Linked DNA regions of Homo sapiens: region 2 is linked to region 1. Evidence: read pairs that join two places in POLR2A ChIA-PET (ENCODE). Cell type or tissue: Panc1. All regions are shown on one strand.

What was found. ChIA-PET counts read pairs that join two places held together with the same protein. Peaks named below come from ENCODE experiments on the same cell type or tissue, not always from the same donor. Only the 100,000 strongest peaks of a DNase experiment are listed, where the experiment ranks them.
Region 2: POLR2A ChIA-PET joins it to region 1 with 5 read pairs; 2 of 35 experiments call an interaction of 5 or more read pairs at or near these places.

The regions. Positions count from the first base shown.
Region 1 is chr9:83,483,929-83,488,928 of GRCh38, reverse strand. All of the region lies in intron 1 of FRMD3 (FERM domain containing 3), which reads left to right. Among named protein-coding and RNA genes, the nearest start is that of FRMD3, 52 kb to the left of the region's middle. In Panc1, no CTCF peak of the experiment used is centred here; no DNase peak of the experiment used is centred here; H3K27ac peaks cover 491 bases.
Region 2 is chr9:83,544,604-83,549,603 of GRCh38, reverse strand. It overlaps a transcript of FRMD3 not described here. Among named protein-coding and RNA genes, the nearest start is that of FRMD3, 8.7 kb to the right of the region's middle. In Panc1, a CTCF peak has its summit at 4,820; no DNase peak of the experiment used is centred here; H3K27ac peaks cover 329 bases.

The DNA.
Region 1 (5,000 bases):
ATTCTGATGACTTGACAATCAACTCAGCCTCTGGTAGCCTACTTAATTTATTTCCCCCATTTTCCTTGTCGTGTTTTCTTCATTATTTAATGTGGACAATGTCTAAAGTCATTTATCATTCATGCTCTTTAATTAATCAGTCAACATTTAATGGGGCGGTGTTGATGGTCCCAGTTAGGCCTGGGAACTTGGAAGGAGATTTGTCAATGAATGAGACAAGGTCCCTGCCCTTAAAAACCTCACCATTGAGTGGGTAAACTTGTGATTAGCCACGGAGGTCTTTGTGGAGAAAGTGAATTTTGAGTGTGAAATAAAGTGAGGAGAATAATTCAAATATTAGGAAAGTGGAAGTATTGGCATCTGATTTTTTAAAACGGGGTCCCCTTTTCTATATTGTAGGCATTCTGTTTATGACTTCATCTTTTGTAATCCCACCTGTCCTAATCCATAGTTTTAAGTAGTTGGGTGCTTCCTTTCACTGTTGATCAATTTTCACTCGAGTTTCATGACTAAATTTGCATTTAAAGATGGCTAAATCAATGGAACTGTGTGAGATTCACATGTTATCTCAGGACAAAATGCAGAGTGCAATGTTATAAAGGGGCTTTGAATAAAATGCTTATATTTTTGTCCTTCCTTTTTGTGCATTAGCGCATTACCTCTGAGGAACCAAGTTTGAAAGGAAGCATATCACTCAGATGTTGTGCATCCTCCATGACAACTATTTAGTTGTATATAAATTACATAGCCGTAATAGGATTGCAGACAAGCATTACTGGTTAAGTAATTTTTTTTTGAAAAGGAGGCCAAAGGAGTATATATGTTGATGTATCCAGATGTGATCCATAATAGGTGCAAATAGGAAAAACTGTAGGAGTTAAAAGCTTGGGGGGTCTATTTCTATTGTAGCTGTAACCCAAAATTGGTAAACGTGTAGTCTTTATTGTTCTTGCTTGGAAATTGAATGAAAATTTATTTTGAGCCAGGCTTAACATCACTGTGATGAACAGTTAACTTATGATAAGGTTCTGATTAAAGATATTTTGGAAAAATTTTATTATTTTGGGTTGTTGGATCCTTGAGTCTACCCCTCGTACCAAAATCCCAAGCCTATTCATCTTCTAAAGCCTTCTGATATGTAGTTAACCCTGGGACATCTTCTCAAATTTTCCTAAGCCTCTTCATTGTTCTCTCCTCTGTGCTAGTTCACATTTTCACTGTTGCATGTTCCACAGGGTAATATTTGGTTAAATCTCTTTCTTCCTCTCCAGGCTTATAAGGGCTCTCCTAGCATGTCTGCATCCCCAGGAACTGGCTAGGGCTGGCACTTTTTCAGTACTTAGTTAACATTTGTTATATTAAATCTGTTACTATTGTAGCATTTGAAGTTCACTAACTCTAGCAGTATCTTGGAGATCTGTTATTTCATCCCACCTATGGCTTCAGAAGACTTTTTAGCAGATATCTAAGATGAGGAAAAAGTGGTTCATATTAAAATAAAATTTCCCACAAGTAGAGAGAAATGTAATAAGAAAGTCTTAAGCTCTTTCTTATTCTGTGAGATAGGCTGTTTTTTGGGGGAGGGAAGAGAGGTGGTAAACTCTTGGTTTTCAGGAACAGGAGAAATATGAGAAATGCTTTTAACAAAGCCTGCCTGATTCACTTTGGAAGGTGGCTTTTCAGTGGCCTTTTATAATCTATTGCTAGTGGTATTTTTCCCACACAGGTTTGTGACTACTGGCATAAATTTTACTTCTTGATAATGATAACTTGGGTGACACCATTAATATTCTCTTCCTTGCTCTGCTGAAAACAAATAGCATGTCAAGTGAGATGAATGGCAGGGGTTACATGGGAAATAATGCTATTTGCCATACAAGCAGTATTACAAGAATCCTTGCTAACTAAATGCTTAGACAAAACATGCTTACAGCAGTTCATGGGAGAATATTCATAATCAGTTTATGGCTTCATGTTGATTCCAGATGTCACTGTTAATGCAGGAGTTTAATTTTTCATGTTATTAAACTGAGGTGTAGAGTTGAATATTCAGTCATTGCTATCAAAGGACTTAGTGGGGTATATGTGTGTGTGTGTGCACATTTGAATTGAAACATTAACTAATGTTCCCTTATGGAAAGGAACAGAATAAGCCCCATTATGTTACACATTTTCATGGCTTAGAAATAAAGTTATGGGCCAGTGGAACCAGGCCCATAGTTTCTTTTGTAATGAAAAAGCTGTTTAATTTAATTAGGTCCCCCTTGTCAATTTTTGTTTTTGTTGCAATTGCTTGTGAGGACTTAGCCATAAATCTTGGTCCAGGCTTATGTTGAGAAATGTATTTCCTAAGTTTTCTTCTAGGATTTTTATAGTTTGTGGTCTTACATTGAAATCTTTGATCTATCTTAAGTTCATTTTTGTTTATGGTGACCTCCTGTCATTTTAAAGATATAAACTAAATACATAAACTGATGTGATGGGCTGGGGAAGAGCTTGGCTATTTGAATGACAGGCCACCTAGAGTGCCATCTCTGGGAAAGTACATCTTGCTTTGCTGCCTGCTGGCTACCAAATGTATCTTCCAAGGGGCTATGGAGGCCCTGGTGGTCAAGTCCTAGGTGATTGTAATGTGGACAGCTTGGAAGAGATGCTTGGTGACAGTCATCCTTGGTGACGTCTCAGCATCATGAGTAGGCAAAGTAGGTTTTTATAGCTCCAATGATCTCAAATTTCAAAATTGTGCCTCTGAGTGGAATTCAGTGAATATATTCATAGGATATTATTCAATGTTGATCAACATAAATAAATATGTTCTTGAGCAAGGAGGTATTAATTCTCTGCTGCAGGATTGTTCATTAATATATTATATTACATATTAATGATACATCATAGTAGATGTATTATATATACATAGTATATGTATATAGATACATAATGTATATGATGTATGATATACAACATATACATTAATATATTAGAATCCTGTAAAATAGCTCTTTTTTTTCCTTAAATTTTTTTGAAGGTTTTTAAGAATCATTGACCTGGAAGAGAATTTCGAATTCTCTTTGTTAGGTTCACCTAATTTTTACAGATAAGCAATCTTCATGTGTGTGCATATATGTATGTGAATGACACAGTACATTAGTGACTGAATGGAGTTGAAAGTTGGGTCTTCAGATGTTTTGCCTAACATTCTTTCTACTGCTTCATACTAACCTGTTCCTTCTTTGCCCTTCTCTGGTTGACCTGAGTCATGTCTGGGTCATGGGAATCCTGGAAACAAACACTTAGTGATTCCAGACGGTAATTTCTCTCTGTCCCTGAAGTGGGGAATCAGTGCAGGTTGTACCAGAAACCCAAGGGGCTTGACAGGAAAGCCAGCTTTAGATGTGAGACATGATGTGTCTCTTGTTCAGAATTTAATGACCAGAAGAACTTAAATACTTGCAAATCATTTTTCTCAGTTTTAATGAAATCACTTAATTTAATTAAGTGCTATGCAGCAGGAAAGAACGATGCACTGTTTATAGATCTCTCATCTCCTTAAGATCAAAAAGGGACTGGAAAATCAGTCATGTGCTTGCTGAATTATTTACGAATTACTCTGAGGTCTAATGAGATGGATGCTCGTGTTGAAGGCAAACCAGCTGATTTTCCACATCAAATTACTGAAGGGCATTTCAACATCAGAATTATTAACTATAAGTACACGGAATTCTACATACCAGGGAGCCAATGAAATGAGCGTAACTCAGGTTTGTTGTCTGTATGGGCTTTCCCAGCCCCTCTGGTGTGGAATTTTGATTTGGGTTCATCTGTCTGGTGTTGTCTCTAAGAGAATTTATTAGTGAAAGGCCCAGATAGAGCTATCATCAATATTTGTTTCTCTGGCCGAGGCCTTTGGGACAGAATTACGATAGACCTCCAGTACACATGGAAGCTAAGGCATTGACATGTTTTTATTTAATATCCACAGAAGTGGACTTTCTATTATGTTTTCCTTTTTGACTATCACACTGTGTGTCTCTCTAGACTGATATGTCTATAAGATGGAGTGTTTCTCTATATTGTTTCCTTTTACAACTTCTTTGATTTTACTAGGATGCGGATAATATTGCCTAAGCTGGCATCATTTCTCTTTTGCTAGATTTGATACTCTTACATGTCTATTCATTGGTATTTCATTCCTCCTTAAAATTGGCAACACAGGCTGGGCACAGTGGCTCACACATGTAATCCCAGCACTTTGAGAGGCCAAGGTGGGCGGATCACTTGAGGCCGGGAGCTCGAGACCAGTCTGTCCAACATGGTGACACCCTGTCTCTACTAAAAATAAAAAATTTAGCCAGGTGTGATGGCGTGGGCCTGTAATCCCAGCTACTTGAGAGGCTGAGGCACGAGAATGGCTTGAACCTGAGGGGTGGAAGTTACAGAGAGCCGAGATCATGCCACTGCACTCCAGCCTGGGTGACAGAGTGAGACCCTGCCACACACACAAAAAGAAAAAAATTGACAGTATATTTGTAAAGTACCCATGTCTATGTAGGACTCACAATCTGTCTTCCCCGGCTCTTGCCACATTTCCCCTTAATTAATGGGGGAATTTGATAACTTAGAAAAAATTCTAGTACATATGTTGTATTCTATATATTGGCAAGGAATATTATTTAGAAACATGCTCAAATGTGTGCCCCAGACTTCCATAAGATCCCCTTATGGCTAGTGTGGAAACACATAATGAACACTTGATCTGAATAAACTCTTTAAAGAGATTGATAAAGGATGTCAGAGGAAAGGTTTGCACTGATTATTAAGTTGGCCTTTAAATGTATTCTTTTAAGGAATAAACACCTATCCTTAAGCTCTGAAATTTTTATCATAAATTTCCTCTCTCAGTGAGAAGAATTGAGCAAATTCTCTTTAGTGACTCAGAAGGCCTATTATGTATATATCCTTAGAATCAGAAGCTTTTCTTGAAACACTTTTCTCATGGCCCT
Region 2 (5,000 bases), 61 kb before region 1:
GGCAAGGTTGCAAAGAAAAGGAAACTCTTATACGCTGTTGGTGGGAGTGTAAATTAGTTTAACCATTGTGAGAAGCAGTATAGTGATCCCTCAAAGAGCTAAAAGCTACCATTCAACACAGCAATCCTATTACTGGGTGTATACCCAGAGGAATATAAAGCATTCTACCATAAAGACACATGTACACAAATATTCGTGGCAGTACTGTTCACAATAGCAAGGACATGGAATCAACCTAAATGCCCATCAGTAACAAACTGGATAAACAAAATGTGGAACATACACACCATGGAATATTATGCAGTCATAAAAAAGAACAATATCATATATTTTACAAGAATATGGATGGAGTTGGAGGCTATCATCCTTTGCAAACTAATGCAGGAACAGAAAACCAAATACCACATTGTCTCACTTACAAGTGGGAGCTAAATGATAAGAACTTATGAACACAAAGAGGGAAACAAAAGACACTGGGGTCTTCTTGAGGGGGCAGGTTACAAGGAGGGAGAAGGGCAGAAAACACAACTCTTGGGTACTGGGTTTAGTACTTGGGCGATCTAGTAATATGTACAACAAACCCTCATGACACATGATTATCTATGTAACTTTCACATGTACCCTCAAGCTTAAAATAAAAAAAAGAAATCTGTAACAGATTGTGATCAATTAGTTGTAAATACTACTGTACTCAGACCAGACAATAGACTATTTTTTAGAGCACTTTTAGGTTTACAGAAAAATTGTGCAGAATGTACAAAGAGTTTCCAGATAGCCTACCCGTTTCCTCAGTTTCCCCTATTTTAACACCTTGCATTAGTGTGGTATGCTTGTTACAATGGATGAAAAAATATAGACACATTATTATTAACAGAAGCCTATAGTTTATATTAGGGTTCGCTATGTATGTTGCACAGTTCTATGGGTTTTGACAAATGCATAATGTTAGGTATTCACCACTGGAGTATTATACAGAATAATAGTTTCACTATTCTGAAAATGTACTCCACCTATTCATCTCACCCACTCTCCTGAACTCATGGTAATTACTAATCTTTTTACTGCTGTTTGCATAGTTTTGCCTTTCCTAGTATGTTATACAGTTGGAATAATACATTCTGTAGCCTTTTCATATTGGCTTCTTTCACTTAGTGATATGCATTTAATATTCTTCCATGTCTCTTCATGACTTGATAGCTCATTTCTTTTAATCATCGAGTATTATCCCATTGTATGGAGATACCACAGTTCATGTATCCATTCACCTATTAAAGGACATATTGGTTGCTTCTAATTTTTGGCAATCATGAATAAATCTGCTATAAATGTCTGAGTGCAGGTTTTTGTATGGACAAAAATGTTTTCAGCTCATTTGCATGAATACCTAGTTGCATAGGTGCTACATTATATGCTAAGCTTATGTTTAGTTTCATAAGAAACTACCAAACTGTCTTTCAAAGTGGCTGTACCATTTTACATTTCCACCAGTGATCAATGAGAATTCCTCTGCTCCACGTTCTCACTAGCATTTGGTATTGTCAGTGTCAGTTTTGGGTCTTATCCATCTAACTGGTGTATCACAGTATCTCATTGTTGTTTTAATTTGTAATTCTGTAATGAGATATGATGTTGAGTATTGTTTCATATACTTATTTGCCATCAGCATATCTGCTTTGGTATTGATTTCTAGTTTTATTCCACTGTAGTCTGAGAAGATATTTGATATAATTTTGATTTTTACACTTGATCTTAGCCAAAAGACTGAGAAGTGATATAATTTTGATTTTTAAAAATTTATTGTGACTTGTTTTGTTGCTTAAAGTATGGTCTATTTTGAAGAATTGTTCATGTGCAGATGAGAAAAAAATGTATGTTTGGCAGTTGTTGGGTAGAATGTTGTATAAATGTCTGTTAGGTCCATTTAATCTAGAGTCTGATTTAAGTCCAGAGTTTCTTTGTTGATTTTCTGCCTCAATAATCTGTCTAGTGATGTCATTGGATTGTTGAAGTCTCTCACTATTATTGCATTGCTGTATACTTCTTTTCTTAGGTCTAGTAATATTTGTTTTTATGAATCTGAGAATTCCATTGTTGGGGGCATATATATTTAGAATTGTTATATCTTCTTGATGAATTGATCACTTTATTTTATAATGATAGGGACAAACAGTAAAAGAAGACAACTTTAAATCAATACTTTCAGACACTTTAAATCAACAACAGTAAAAAAAGACAAAGAAGGTAATTAGATAATGATTATATAATAATTATATATAATATTATATAATCATAATGACCTTTTTTGGTTATATTATATTATATAATGACAAAGAAGGTCATTATATAATAATAATTATATGATCATTATATATAACTATATAATGATTACATAATAATAATGACCTTCTTTGTCTTTTTTTAACTGTTGATTTAAAGTGACTTAAAATATTGATTTAAAGTTGTCCTAACGTCTTGATTCTATAATAATGAACTTGTTTTATTGTTGTTGATTTAAAGTGTGTTTTATCTAATATAAGTATAGCTATCCCAGTCTGCTTTTGATTTCCATTTGCACAGAATGTCTTTTTCCATGCCTTTACCTTGAGTCTTTAAATTTATTTACCAGTTAGATGGGTTTCTTGTGAGCAACATATTGTTGGATCTTTTTTTTCAAAAATCCATTTCACCAATCTATACTCTTTTTTTTTTTTTTGAGACAGAGTCTCACTCTGTCGCTAGGCTGGAGTGCAGTGGCACAATCTTGGCTCAGTGCAACCTCCGCCTCCTGGGTTCAAGTAATTCCCATGCTTCAGCCTCCCAAGTAGCTGGGATACAGGTATGCACCACCACACCCAGCTAAATTTTGTATTTTTAGTAGAGACGGGGTTCCACCATGTTGGCCAGGAGTGGAACATTTATTTTATTTACATTCAAGGTTAATATTGATGTTTGAAGCTTTGTTCCTGTCATAATGTTAATTGTTACCTAGTTGCTTTGTAGTCTCAACTGTGTAATTGTTTTATACAACTTGTGAGTTTTATACTTTTTATGTGTTTTTATGATGAAGACATTTTGTCTCTATGTTTAGAACTTCTTTGACATTTCTTATAGAGCCAGTCTAGTGGCATCAAATTCCCTTAGTGTTTGCTTGTCTGGGAAATAGTTTATTTCTCCTTCATTTATGAAGCTTAATTTTGCAGGATATAGAATTGTTGGCTGACAGTTTTTTTGTTTTGTTTTGTTTTTTGAGACGCAGTCTTGCTCTGTCACCCGGGGTGGAGTGCAGTAGCACAATCTTGGCTCACTGCAACCTCTGCCTCCTGGGTTCAAGTGATTTTCATGCCTCAGCCTCCTATGTAACTGGGATTATAGGGGCTTACCGCCATGCCTGGCTAATTTTTGTATTTTTGGTAGAGATGGCATTTCACAATGTTGTCCAGGCTGGTCTCAAACTCCTGATCTCAAGTGATCCACCCACCTTGGCCTCTCAAACTGCTGGCATTACAGGTGTGAACCACCATGCCTGGCTTTTTTTTTTTTTTTGAAGACTGAAAATAGGACCCTTATCTCTTCTGTCTGGTAAGTTTTCTGATGAGAAGTCTGCTGTTAGTGTGATGGGATTTCCTTTACAGGTGATTAGACAGTTTTCTCTTGCTGCTATTAGGATTCTTTTTCTTCATGTTGACTTTGGACAGTCTGGTGACTATACACCTTGGTGATGTTTGTCTTGCAATATATCTCCTAGGAGTTCTCTGAGCTTCTTGTATCTGGATGTGTAAATCTCTAGCAAGAAAAGTAAAGTTTTCCTCAATTATTCCCTCAAATAGGTTTTCCAAACTTTTAAATTTTTCTTCTTCTCCCTCAGGGATACCTATGACTTACAGGTCTGGATGGTTTATAATACCATATTTCTCAAAGGCTTTGTTCGTTTAAAAAATTATTTTCTCGGCCGGGTGTGGTGGCTCACTCCTGTAATCCTAGCACTTTGGGAGGCCGAGGGGGGCAGATCACGAGGTCAGGAGATCAAGACCATCCTGGCTAACACGGTGAAACCCCATCTCTACTAAAAATACAAAAAATTAGCTGGGTGTGGTGGTGGGCGCTTGTAGTCCTAGCTACTTGAGAGGCTGAGGCAGGAGAATGGCATGAACCCAGGAGGCGGAGCTTGCAGTGAGCTGAGATCGCACCACTGCACTCCAGCCTGGGTGAAAGAGCAAGACTCCATCTCAAAAAAAAAAAAAAAAAAACAAAAAAAAACAACACTTTTCTCTGTATTTTTGTCAGATTGGGTTACTTCCAAAGACCTGTCATTGAGCTCTGAAATTCTTTCTTCCTCTTGGTCTAATCTATTGTTAAAGCTTTCAACTGTATTTTGTAATTGCTTCAATGACTGTTTCATTTCCAGATGTTCTTTTATTTTTTAAATCTTTTTCCTTAGTAAATTTTTCATTCATACCTTGAATTGTTTTCTGATTTCCTTGTGTTGTTTTTCAACTTTCTCTTGGATCTCATTGAGCTTCCTTACAATCTATATTTTTAATTCTTTATCTGGTGTTTTGGAATTTTCATTTTGGTTAGGATCCATTGTTAGATATTTAGTGTGATCCTTTGAGGTTATCATAACACACTCTTTTTTTCATGCTGCTGGAATTGTTGTGTTGGTCCTTTCTTATTCTGAGGTGTCACTTCTTATTTTTGAATTTACTTTTGTTTGGACAAGACTTTTTATTTCTTCTTTGAGGATGACTGTAATGTATGTTGAATAGGATTGTTTGGCTTTGCTTCTTGGTGCTTTCAGGGGGCCAAGGCTCTGTATGAATTCCTTGGTTATAGATAACGTTAGTATGGTTGTTTTCTCAAATGCTGGTTGTAGTAGTGGTGTACTGGGCATGTGAGTAGGCTCTCAGTCTCCTGTAAAGACGGAGATAGAAGTCTTCAGAAACTTATCTCGGTCCCTAGTGCTGTACACTGAGTCAGCCAAATTTGTATTAGGTTGTGCA